Regions from separate parts of the Mus musculus genome. Here region 1 is linked to region 2. A link is a loop called in an ENCODE intact Hi-C map of the cell type or tissue named here. Cell type or tissue: heart. All regions are shown on one strand.

Region 1 (5,000 bases), 170 kb before region 2:
TGTCCTTTTTCTCTGTCCCCACTCTGAGAGGATTGACTCTACCTTGTGGTAAAGAGAATGGTGGCTTTCAGGAACTTACAGCCATTTTTTTTTAAAGATTTATTTATTTATTATATAAGTACACTGTAGCTGTCTCCAGACACTCCAAAAGAGGGCGTCAGATCTTGTTACAGATGGTTGTGAGCCACCATGTGGTTGCTGGGATTTGAACTCCGGACCTTCGGAAGAGCAGTCGGGTGCTCTTACCCACTGAGCCATCTGACCAGCCCATTTTTTTTTTTTTTTAAATTTCATTTTACCTGTATGGGTATTTTGTTTGCATGTATATCTGTGTACTACACATATGCCTGGTGCCTATGGAGGCCACCATGGCGCTGGTGTTAGATGGTTATTAGCCATCACGTAGGTGCTGGGAATCAAATCTAGCTTTGAGCCATCTACCCAGGCCTTCCCGGCCATTGCTTAGTGTGATGACCTTTAGGGGTTGAGACGTAGGATACCTGCTGCTCCCTCGACAGTTTGACCTGAGCCTGGCCCTTACTCTCTCTGGCATTGGGAAACCCAGGAAGACCTCCTGCCAACTGCAGAGGCTCAGCTGCTGAGTTCCAGGCTGGATCTTCTCCCCAGTCTCAGTACAGGTCTCTGGAGAGGAAGCCAGGTCTGAGGAGGCCTGGGGCTGTGAACTGATCCACTGGATCATTCCTTCAAAGGGCTACTACCACAGTTGTCTGGGCCTGGTTTTTCCATATTTACAGTTGAGATGGAGGTGAAGGTGTCAGGTACACACTGTGTGTCTGCTCACACACACACACACACACACACACACACAGAGAGAGAGAGAGAGAGAGAGAGAGAGAGAGAGAGAGAGAGAGAGAATGGAACATGGTGTGTGTCCCAGATGATGAGCTGACTGAACCAGGGAGGTTGAGAGGACAAGAACACGATGCCGGGGCTGCGCGGGAAGGCAGAGAGCCCGGCCCCTGGCATGCTGCAACTCAGCACCCTTTGGCTTGCTTGGTCCCGCCCTCACTGGCATCTGTATTTGTATTTTTTTAACTTCCTCACAGTTTACCCATGTTGCTGGGCTTGGGCTACTCATTTCAGCCTCTGCTTCCCATCTCCTCGAAGTAAGAGGTGAGCAGACATGCTGGTCTGAGGGGCCCCATGCCACCATGCTGTTGGTTGAATCGATAGATATCTGGATACAGTGGGGTTAGGGATAGACCCTAGGCTGTTTTCTCCAGGCTAGCGCCTGAGTGAGGGACGCTGCAAGCCAGCCTCCCTGGGTGGGCAATCAGAGCTTGGTCTTGCTTATCTCACAGAGGCTGTGTAGCTGTGGGCTCCAAGGGCAATGAGGGATTAGGTCTCTGTAGAAAGCTGTCCAAATGATGTTCTGGGCCCCAGTAATGGGACTTAAGGCTAGAGAACTGTATATTTCTGGGTCTTTTTGTTGCCAAGGATAAAACACAGGGCCTGGGACACTGTTCTGTAACATTCTATCCTTGTCTCCCCTCAAGCAATGTTTCCTGGAGACTTGTGACCAAGAAAGCCACCAGGGTTCTCAGGTGCCCAAAGAACAGCTGTTGGCTAGGTGTCGTACCAACCGGGGCCTGTTTCACTTGATGTTTTGATTCCTTGGCGGTGGCACTGGGGCCTAGAGCAAGCGATAGGCCCATGGTGTGGCCTTCACCCCATTGTTCTGTGCATGGCTCAGTCAGGACCAGGGGCAGAGGACCTCCATGCTTCCAGAAAGCTCTGGTTTTGACCTGGGCAGGCAGCTAGCTACACGGGGATAGGCTTCTCTGATGCAGGGTGGCCTCTGGAGGGTGGAAACTGACTGAATCGTGAGGCTGCTGGGTGTGGAGTGACCAGGGTGGGCCATGGTTGGAGGTAGGCTGCGGGAAGCTTGAGTGGTGGGAGCCAGCACCGGGGCTGAGCTGGCAACTGATGAAGGCTCCAGATCAGCCCTCTGAGCATAACTGGTTGGTCCTGTACCAAAACCTTCAAAAGTTATTTGCCTTCCTGGCAGGGCCCAGAGCAGGGCTGTGGCTGGTTTGGGGGAGAGGCCTCTGTGCGCAGGGGAATAGAAGCCCAGATCTGCATCCAGAGGCGATTTTCCCAGGCTCCTTCCTCCCACACAGCGGCTCCCTCCCTTGGAGCTGGATCAGGCCCTTCCAGCCAAGTCATCCTGGCTGCACAGCCTAGCCTGGTCTGAGCTGCCTGGCGTCTTGAGTAGCATGGGGCAGACTCAGCAGCCGAGGTCTCCTCCTACCAGGCATGACTCCACCCATCAGCAGTTGGGCAGACCACTGAGGTGGAGGCCTGAAATGGCCCAACTTCAGCTTGAGCCCCTGGTTGTCTCATCGATCTTAGGGCAGAGGCCCAAGGTCAGTGATTTACCCTGAAGCAAGGAAAGGGAGCCACACCATCTGTGGGTCCCTGAAGTCACCTCTACACTTGCTCCCTTCCCTGTGTCATGAGCAAGTGACTGTGACCATCAGGAGCACAGCAACTTTCTCAGTGGCACCTCAGTGCCAGGCCTCAATTGTCCCTCCCATCCAGGGTCTTGGAGCATCCAGATGGAAAGGGGCAACGCACTGGTGGTGCTGCGCAGCCTGCTCTGGCCAGGCCTCACCTTCTACCACGCTCCTCGCACCAAGAACTATGGCTACATCTACGTAGGCACAGGAGAGAAGAACATGGACTTGCCCTTCATGCTGTAGGAAGGCAGGCTGGATATTTATGTGGGGTCGAAACACTCTTTCATAAAGTTCAACTGTTGGGCCTTTTTGTTCTGTCTTGATTGTTGTCATTTTGTCCCTCTGGCAATCTAGTCACCTGGCTATGAAAGGCCAGAAAACAATTCTGAACCAAGAAGCAGAGGCCTGGGATGAGCTAATGAAGGAGGAGGCATCAAGTGTAGATGGGTGGAGATGGTGTGAAGGGGCAGTTAGGGGCCCGCTCAAATTCCTGGATTCAACTGAAAGCTGCTAGTAACTGACAGTCACTAGGCCCTCACTGCAGTGTGGTGCCCGTCAGCAGACGATGGGACCTGTGTGGCACATGGACCTGCCCCAGGTCCACTGACAGGGCCCATTAGGCAGTTCCCTACTATGCACAGGCCCCACATTTCTAAGCACTGACCACACGGGGAAGCCAAGAGCCTGCTTTATTACATTGCCTTGGGTAAGGCTCCCGTCCCTGCTCCAACCTCAGCCCCAGCCAGGCAGAAGACCACAGTGGCCAGGAGATCCAGCTCCTGGCTGCCCTTGGCTTCCAACATTGCAGCTGGGCAGATCCAAGGCACAGAAGTTAGTTCTCTGTGCTGTTGTGGAGGATAATGGTTCTGGTGGGAGGAGCAAGTGCATCTTCTAGACGGTTCTAGTCAGCTCTTCAGAAGTCCTGCTCCCACTAATGCATCATCTTCAGAGGCCTTCTGGAGTAGCAGACATTGTCTTTCAGGAGTGGTGACCCCACGGCCATACCCACCTTGTTCCAACGGTGGCCTTTTTTATAGATGGGCTTGACGGACTTGGGAGCCCAGCGAGTCAGATAGCTGTAGTGGGAACACAAGAGGTTGCCTGCTGGGGCAGGAAGAGCCGGACACTGCCCCCTGGGGCTGTGCTGCCTCCCTCACCAGTTTTCCTTTCTCAAAAGGCAAAGCATTTTTGGGGGAGGGGACTGCTGTTTTGTAAACAGATGGGCTGGGCTCTTGCGGCTACAAGTGTGTGTACTCAGGGCTGAGGTGGAGTCTGGCAGCCCAGGCCCATCCCCTTGACCTTTAAGAGTTGTCAGTGTACATCCACACTGCAGGAGGAAGGCAGAGAAGAATCCTGCTTGTCACGCAGGTCTCTGGCCTGACGCTGGAGACAGGAATGTGACAGAAGGCTGGAGAAGGCCTGCACTCATCCCACTTGGCTCCTTTAGATCTCCTAGCCTCCAGGGGACTTCCCAGGGCACCTCAATCGTTGCAGGACCCCATCCCTCACCCCATAGGAAGCAAGGGATGAACACAGCAGTGCTGTGTTCCAGCAGGTTTCTGTAAGTAGGAGGGGCCAGGGAAAGATGGCGGCCACCCATGGCCCTCTGGCCTCCTCTGGGGATAGCCTAGGCTCTGACTGTTCCTGGAAGAGTGGGTCATAGCACCAAGACTGGGGTTTACTCTGTTCATAATGAAACCTGGCTCCTGATCAGGAAGGCCCATCCTTCATACTCAAGAGTTCAACCACAAAGGCCAGGTCCTCCTGTGTTCTATGTGAGGTTGAGGCTTGCCCTGGCTGCCTCTAGAGGCCCTCAAGTTTTACTTTAAAAACTAGTATTCCTGGCAGAAATTAAAATTTTTTTTTTGGCTGACATCTTCTGGCTGACAGAGGGTTGCTGATTCACGCCTTTCTATCATGGTTCTTTGGAGCTTGAGCTGTGAGCCTCATGCAGAGGGAAAGCTGCGGGAGGTCCGTCCTGCATCTGACCTGGGCAGAGGTGTGTGCTGGGCACAGGAGGTAGGAAGATGAGGCCTTCCCTAGTTGGCTGGACCCACGAACACTGCACTGGGGTACCCCCTGCACAGGGGCTGCTGTTTCTATGGTCAGTTGTTTTAAGACAACAGGTTAGCCCAGCATAAGTTCCGTCACCTCCAGCTAGCCCCTTCACTGGCCTCTCCTAGCCCTCAGAGGGAGAGGTGAAGATGGGGTTCATATACAGGCCCATGGTATAGGTGTTCATCAGGACTCAGGGACTTGAGAAGAGCCCGACTGCGCAGCGTCTCCAGAGCTTTCCTCCTCAGCTCTCCTTCAGTGAGCCTTGGCTGCATCTGTGCCACATGGAGCAGCTAGCTAACTGGTGTAGGCTGGGGGCATTCAACCAGCTCTCTGCGGGCACCTTGGCTCTAGTGAGAACTCAGGCTTTCCTAAACCAGCCCCTTCCTACCTCTCCTGAGCTGGGCCTGGCCTGGACACCTGTGTGCTAAGCACAGGAGAGGAGAGGGGATACTATCCCCTCTG
Region 2 (5,000 bases):
TAGAAGGGCATTACTGTTAATATAGACACAGACACACACAGACACACACAGACACACACAGACACACACAGACACACACACAGACACACACACACACACACACACACACACACACACACACACACACATATTGTTGGCATCAGGACCTCCCAAACCTATGACACATAGGTGACAATGCGACCTGCAGACCTGTTGCCAAGGAAACAGGCACCATATTCCCAGAATTCACTTGGCTCACCTCCTACCTTCCCGAGTTACGTCATTTTCCATATAAATAAGGAGACTGCCCCCCTCCCTTCTCTGCTTCTTCTCTTTCTTGTCTTTCCCTCCCAATAAAACCTCTTCTATGTGGAACTGTCTTGGCCTAGTGTGCTGTTGAGATGCGATCCGCCATTTTAACACATCATATACATCTATGCATACATATACACACATATACATACATACATACATACATACATACATACATACAGGTATATATATAATACTAATTAGTGTATATATACCAATATATATACTCCTGCCTTGTAACATGTGAAGTATGTGTGGAATCTGTATACTTGCATAGAACTGGGGCCAGTCATAATTTAAAGGTCAACACTGGGTCCAATCCTAGCTCTTGGAGACTGAGGCAAGAGCATTCCTGCAAGCTCAAGCCCAGCTAGGACTGTGGAGTCATGGCCTATCTCAACAGTAGCGACAGTAAAGGCCCACTGAGGGGCAGGGCCCAGTGGGTGGACCTGCTGGCTGCACACAGGAGTCTGACCCCGGGAACACAAGTGAAGGTGGAAGGAGAGGACTGACTACAGAGCTGACTTCTGACCTACAGATCCAGCCATTGCATGCACACATATGATGTGTGCATGATATTAATAAAGTTTAAAAATAAAAACAAAGCAACCCCCTAATACAACAACAACAAAACAACAACAACAACAACAGCAACAGAGAGTCACATGCCTATTTGACCCCTGTGGGGTACAGGGTGAGTGAGTGTTCTACAGAGTGCTCCCTAACTTGGTTTTTCTTTGAAACTACTTAAACAGTATATGTATGCGTGTAGTGTATACATATGTGCACACATGGATGAACACGACTTTGCACACACTGGGAGACCAGAAGAGGCTATCAGGTGTCCTTCTCTATCAATTTATGGCTTACTTCTTTGAAGCAAGGTTTCTCCACAACTCTGGGGTCTATTTTTTTATTTTCAGCTAAACTTGCAGCCAGCAACACCCCCCTCCAGAGATCTTCCTGTCTCTGCCCCCCACCCCCATAGTGCTGGGGTCAAAGGTGACTCACTGGAGACTCTGCCTGACTTTTTGCAGGTTTCTGACACCCGAACTCAGGGCTTTGTGGTGATTCAGTGGTTTTTTTTTTTATCGATGAGCCCTCTCTCTCTACCAACCCCACCTGCTCATCCCAGCCCTCACAGGAGAGCGACAGGTGCCCAATTAGGGAAATTGACCATTTCAAAACTCCTCTGGTGAGGCTGACAGGCGAACCAACTTGGAAGCCCCTGAATGAGCGCTAAAAGTGATGATTGTTAACAGTCATGTGAGCTGTAGACAGCTAGGCTCCCGCTCAGTGGGAGCTGGAGCAGAGGTGGGCCAGCAAGAGAGCTAAGGACAACTGTCTTGGCTGCCTCTCCGCAACCCTGGGTTCCTCACCAACAATACGAGAGTCAATGATACTTAGCTCAGGAAGGCGACTATGGACTCCAAAGGAATAAATACTTGCATATCAATTATCGTAACAGGTGTCAGGCAGCTAAGAGATGTTGGCTGAGTGTTGGGGGGCACGGGTAGAGAAAAGCTTCTTATATGAAATTATTGAAAATCTTTTAAATTAAATTAAATTTATTATATGTGTATTCATGTTTGGTCTGCATGTGTGTGGGTGTATCATATGCATGCCTGGAGGGAGAATCAGATCCCCAAGAGCTGGAGTCAGAGACAGGTGTAAGCTACCATGGGGGTGTTGGGAGTCGAACCTGGGTCCTTTGGAAGAGCATCAAATGTTCTTGACCACTGAGCCACCTAGGAGGATCGATACCGTGGCCCCCAGTGAACTGGAATCTGACTGGAATCTCTCAGCCCGAGGAGGAGGCTTGAGGCATGGCATCTGTTTCTTGTCATATGGTTACCCCCTTTTCTTTAATCACATGTTTGACCTTCTGTTTGAGAAGATGCCAGCCTCAGACTATCCATGAAGGTACTGGGGAACGAGAACTGGGGCTCCACCCTTCCTGTTCTCGGTGGGGCTGGGTGGGCTACTAAGGAACTCCCAGAGCCTTCAGCTCAAGCCTAGAGGTCTTTCCTTGCCAGCTGTCCAGTGTCCTGGTGCTCTGGGGATGGTGAAGTTTGCTTGTATGCCTTTAAGACTTGGAGGCTGGGGGACCTGACTGAAGAAAGCCAGTGGGTTCCTTTGAAATGGAAGTGACATCTAGTGGTCTATAAAAGAACTACTCAGCTGACCCCCAGCCTCAAGCTGGCCCCTGAGGTCCCCTTCTTGGTCCCTCTCCTCCTGGGCCACAACCCTACTTGAGGGATCTAAGCTCCAACTACAGGATCTTGATAGTAGGTGGGTGCCTTGGCCCAGCCCCAGCCTGGAACTCAGGCAGGGCACTTAGCCTAGCTCAGACACCCAGAAAGACCAGGTCTGGGCAGCTAAGAAAAAACAAATGCATACGTCTTTCTCTTGGAGTACAGTGCTGGGGTTAAGGTTCCTGGGTGAAGTAGAATCCTGCTGCTCATGCCCTTTGCTTCTGAGGTACCTGGCTGAGTCCAGGAGCACAGAGGTATAAATGCTGTGTAGGCCTCAGTGCTGAATCATCGGGAACTCGTGGCTGTGCTGTGGTTATGCAATGGCCTGGCCATGGGTCGTTGGTGTCAATACAGGCTTTCAGCCACTGCTTCAATAGGCAAAAGGCTTGAGGGAACACAAGTACCAGGTTGGGGTGTTGGAAAGGAGTCAGGGGGAGGCTAAGGGGGCACGAACCACTGCTCTATACAAGCCTGGTATGAGGAGGCCTGGATGAGGAGAACACAGCCTGCACTCAGGGAGCTTGTCTGAGGGAGACATTGTCCCATCCTTAAGGAACCCCAGTCTGATGGGGGGTGTAACCTGACCTCCAGAAGCCTCCAATATGAAGACGATGTGACCCATCTTCAGGGAGCCCCAATCAGAAAGATTGCAGTTGAGGGTGCGGACAAGAAGGAATGAGGCTCACCTAGACCTAAGGGCTCTTGCCATGAAAACCCAGGGCAGATGGCAGGATGACAGAGTCACAATAACTGAGGTCTGTAGGGGAAAGTGCCATAGGATGACATCCAAGGGATGGCAGGGAACTGGTCTTCCCGCCCTGTGTCTGGATTGTTCCCAGGACAAAGGCTCTGTGCCCACCTGGGGTCCCAAGTCCAACACATGGGGAAGAGGAGAGGACAGGGTAGTCTCCTGACTACCAGCATCCTCCACTCCTTCCCATCTTCTGGGTAGCAAGAGCCCTAACCCTCCCTTTCCCATCCCACTCCCCAGGTCTTATTTTTATAGCCTTTCTGTAAGTGTGAAATGACCTCAAGGCACAGCCAAAAGCTGGAAATAAATCTGAACAGAAATGTTAGTCTCTCTACCCTCTCATCCATCCATAACTCAGGTTCCCTTTGGAGGTCCCAGTTACTGATTTCCTGTATATTCTTCCAAAGATAGCCTAATATATATATATTTACAAACTTTTCTCCCACACAGACAGCCGAGTCTCCACGAGGCTCTGTGTCATTTTTCTCCTGCTTAACCCAGAGGCTCAGAATCGCCTCGTTCTGTTTCTCCACTCCGGTGCATTCCCTCTAACAGAGAGCTGAGCATTCACTCTTGGAGGGGATGTCTCGGGCAGAGCACAGACTTTGGAGGAGGGGGGCTTCTATAGTTTAGATCCCCACTCTGGTATGAGCCAGCTGGTTGACATTCAACCTGTTGCTTAATGTCTCGGTGACTCAGTTTCCTCCTTTATGGGCCTGACGGGAAAGCAAACATTGACCCCAAAGTGTTTTGTGAGGATCCCGTTAGATAACTGGTCCTGAAGGATGCTCTCACCAGGCAGCAGCATGAGTAGCAGGCACTCAATAAACTCGGAGTTACTGCTCCGAGATTATTTTGCCAGACCCCTTCTGAGAAGACCGGCCTGTTCGCAGGCTCTTATTATTATAAACAGTGTGGTAAACAAGCGTCCCCAATCCACATGCCATCTGGTCCTCGTGGGAACGTAGCTGCAGGAAAAGCTACAAAGGCCAAGCTCATTCTGAATTTTGAAGGCAACTGTGAGCTGCCCCACATATGGGTGGTCCTTGCCACACAGTCGACAGCCACGTGTGGGCCTGCTCCATCTGAACACTGACTTTCTTACATTTCTCTGGGCACACAAGCCTATCACTGGGTTCTTGGGAGAAATCACTCGGTCCCTCCCCCTACACCTCCTGACTCCCGTATGTATTCCCACCCTGGGAGGAGCTAACCAGCTGTGAGGACTGGAGTGCTCTACAGCTAGCCAAAATCTTCCAAGAGTTGGCCCTGCCAACGTCTCTCATTCATTCATTCATTCATTCATTCATTCGTCCATCCATTCGTCCATCCATTCTTCAAATGGATAGTCAGCATTCCAGGGCTCAGAACAGGCTTTCAGACTATTTGAGGTTGCCTTTGTCAGGGCCTGTTAGCACATCAAAATTGTTGGCTAAGTCTGATAATACTTCAGATTATGCTTGCTGTCACCCTCTCATTCCTGAGCAGGGGCTTGCAATTCCTATTCACATTTTTAACATTTTAACTCACTTAGGAAAAAAAAAACAAAAAACCTCAGACAATGCCAGGTAGGACTCTATTAGCTTGGATTATGCCAAGCCAGACTGTCCTACCTGGAAGCAGGCAGGCTTCCTGCTATGGTAACCTGTCAAACAACCTCTCTGTTTTCCTTTGTGGACAATCGGTTGATGACTGAGAGAGAG

Evidence for each region. Hi-C counts contacts between places; a loop is a spot of excess contacts. Peaks named below come from ENCODE experiments on the same cell type or tissue, not always from the same donor. Only the 100,000 strongest peaks of a DNase experiment are listed, where the experiment ranks them.
Region 1: a loop joins it to region 2, with 4 times the contacts of the local background. A loop is called at or near these places in 4 of 42 quality-filtered maps.

What each region holds. Positions count from the first base shown.
Region 1 is chr17:46,127,061-46,132,060 of GRCm38, reverse strand. Mrps18a (mitochondrial ribosomal protein S18A) reads right to left here. Exons shown (of 6, transcript NM_026768.3): 6 at 3,153-3,556. The coding sequence ends at 3,412. Rsph9 (radial spoke head 9 homolog (Chlamydomonas)) reads left to right here. Exons shown (of 5, transcript NM_029338.4): 5 at 2,563-2,791. The coding sequence ends at 2,723. Among named protein-coding and RNA genes, the nearest start is that of Rsph9, 15 kb to the left of the region's middle. In heart, a CTCF peak has its summit at 3,143; DNase peaks (open chromatin) are centred at 1,722, 2,160 and 4,070; H3K27ac peaks cover 227 bases.
Region 2 is chr17:45,956,107-45,961,106 of GRCm38, reverse strand. No RefSeq gene overlaps it. Among named protein-coding and RNA genes, the nearest start is that of Gm36122, 9.8 kb to the right of the region's middle. In heart, a CTCF peak has its summit at 2,456 (motif pointing left); no DNase peak of the experiment used is centred here; H3K27ac peaks cover 735 bases; H3K27me3 peaks cover 471 bases.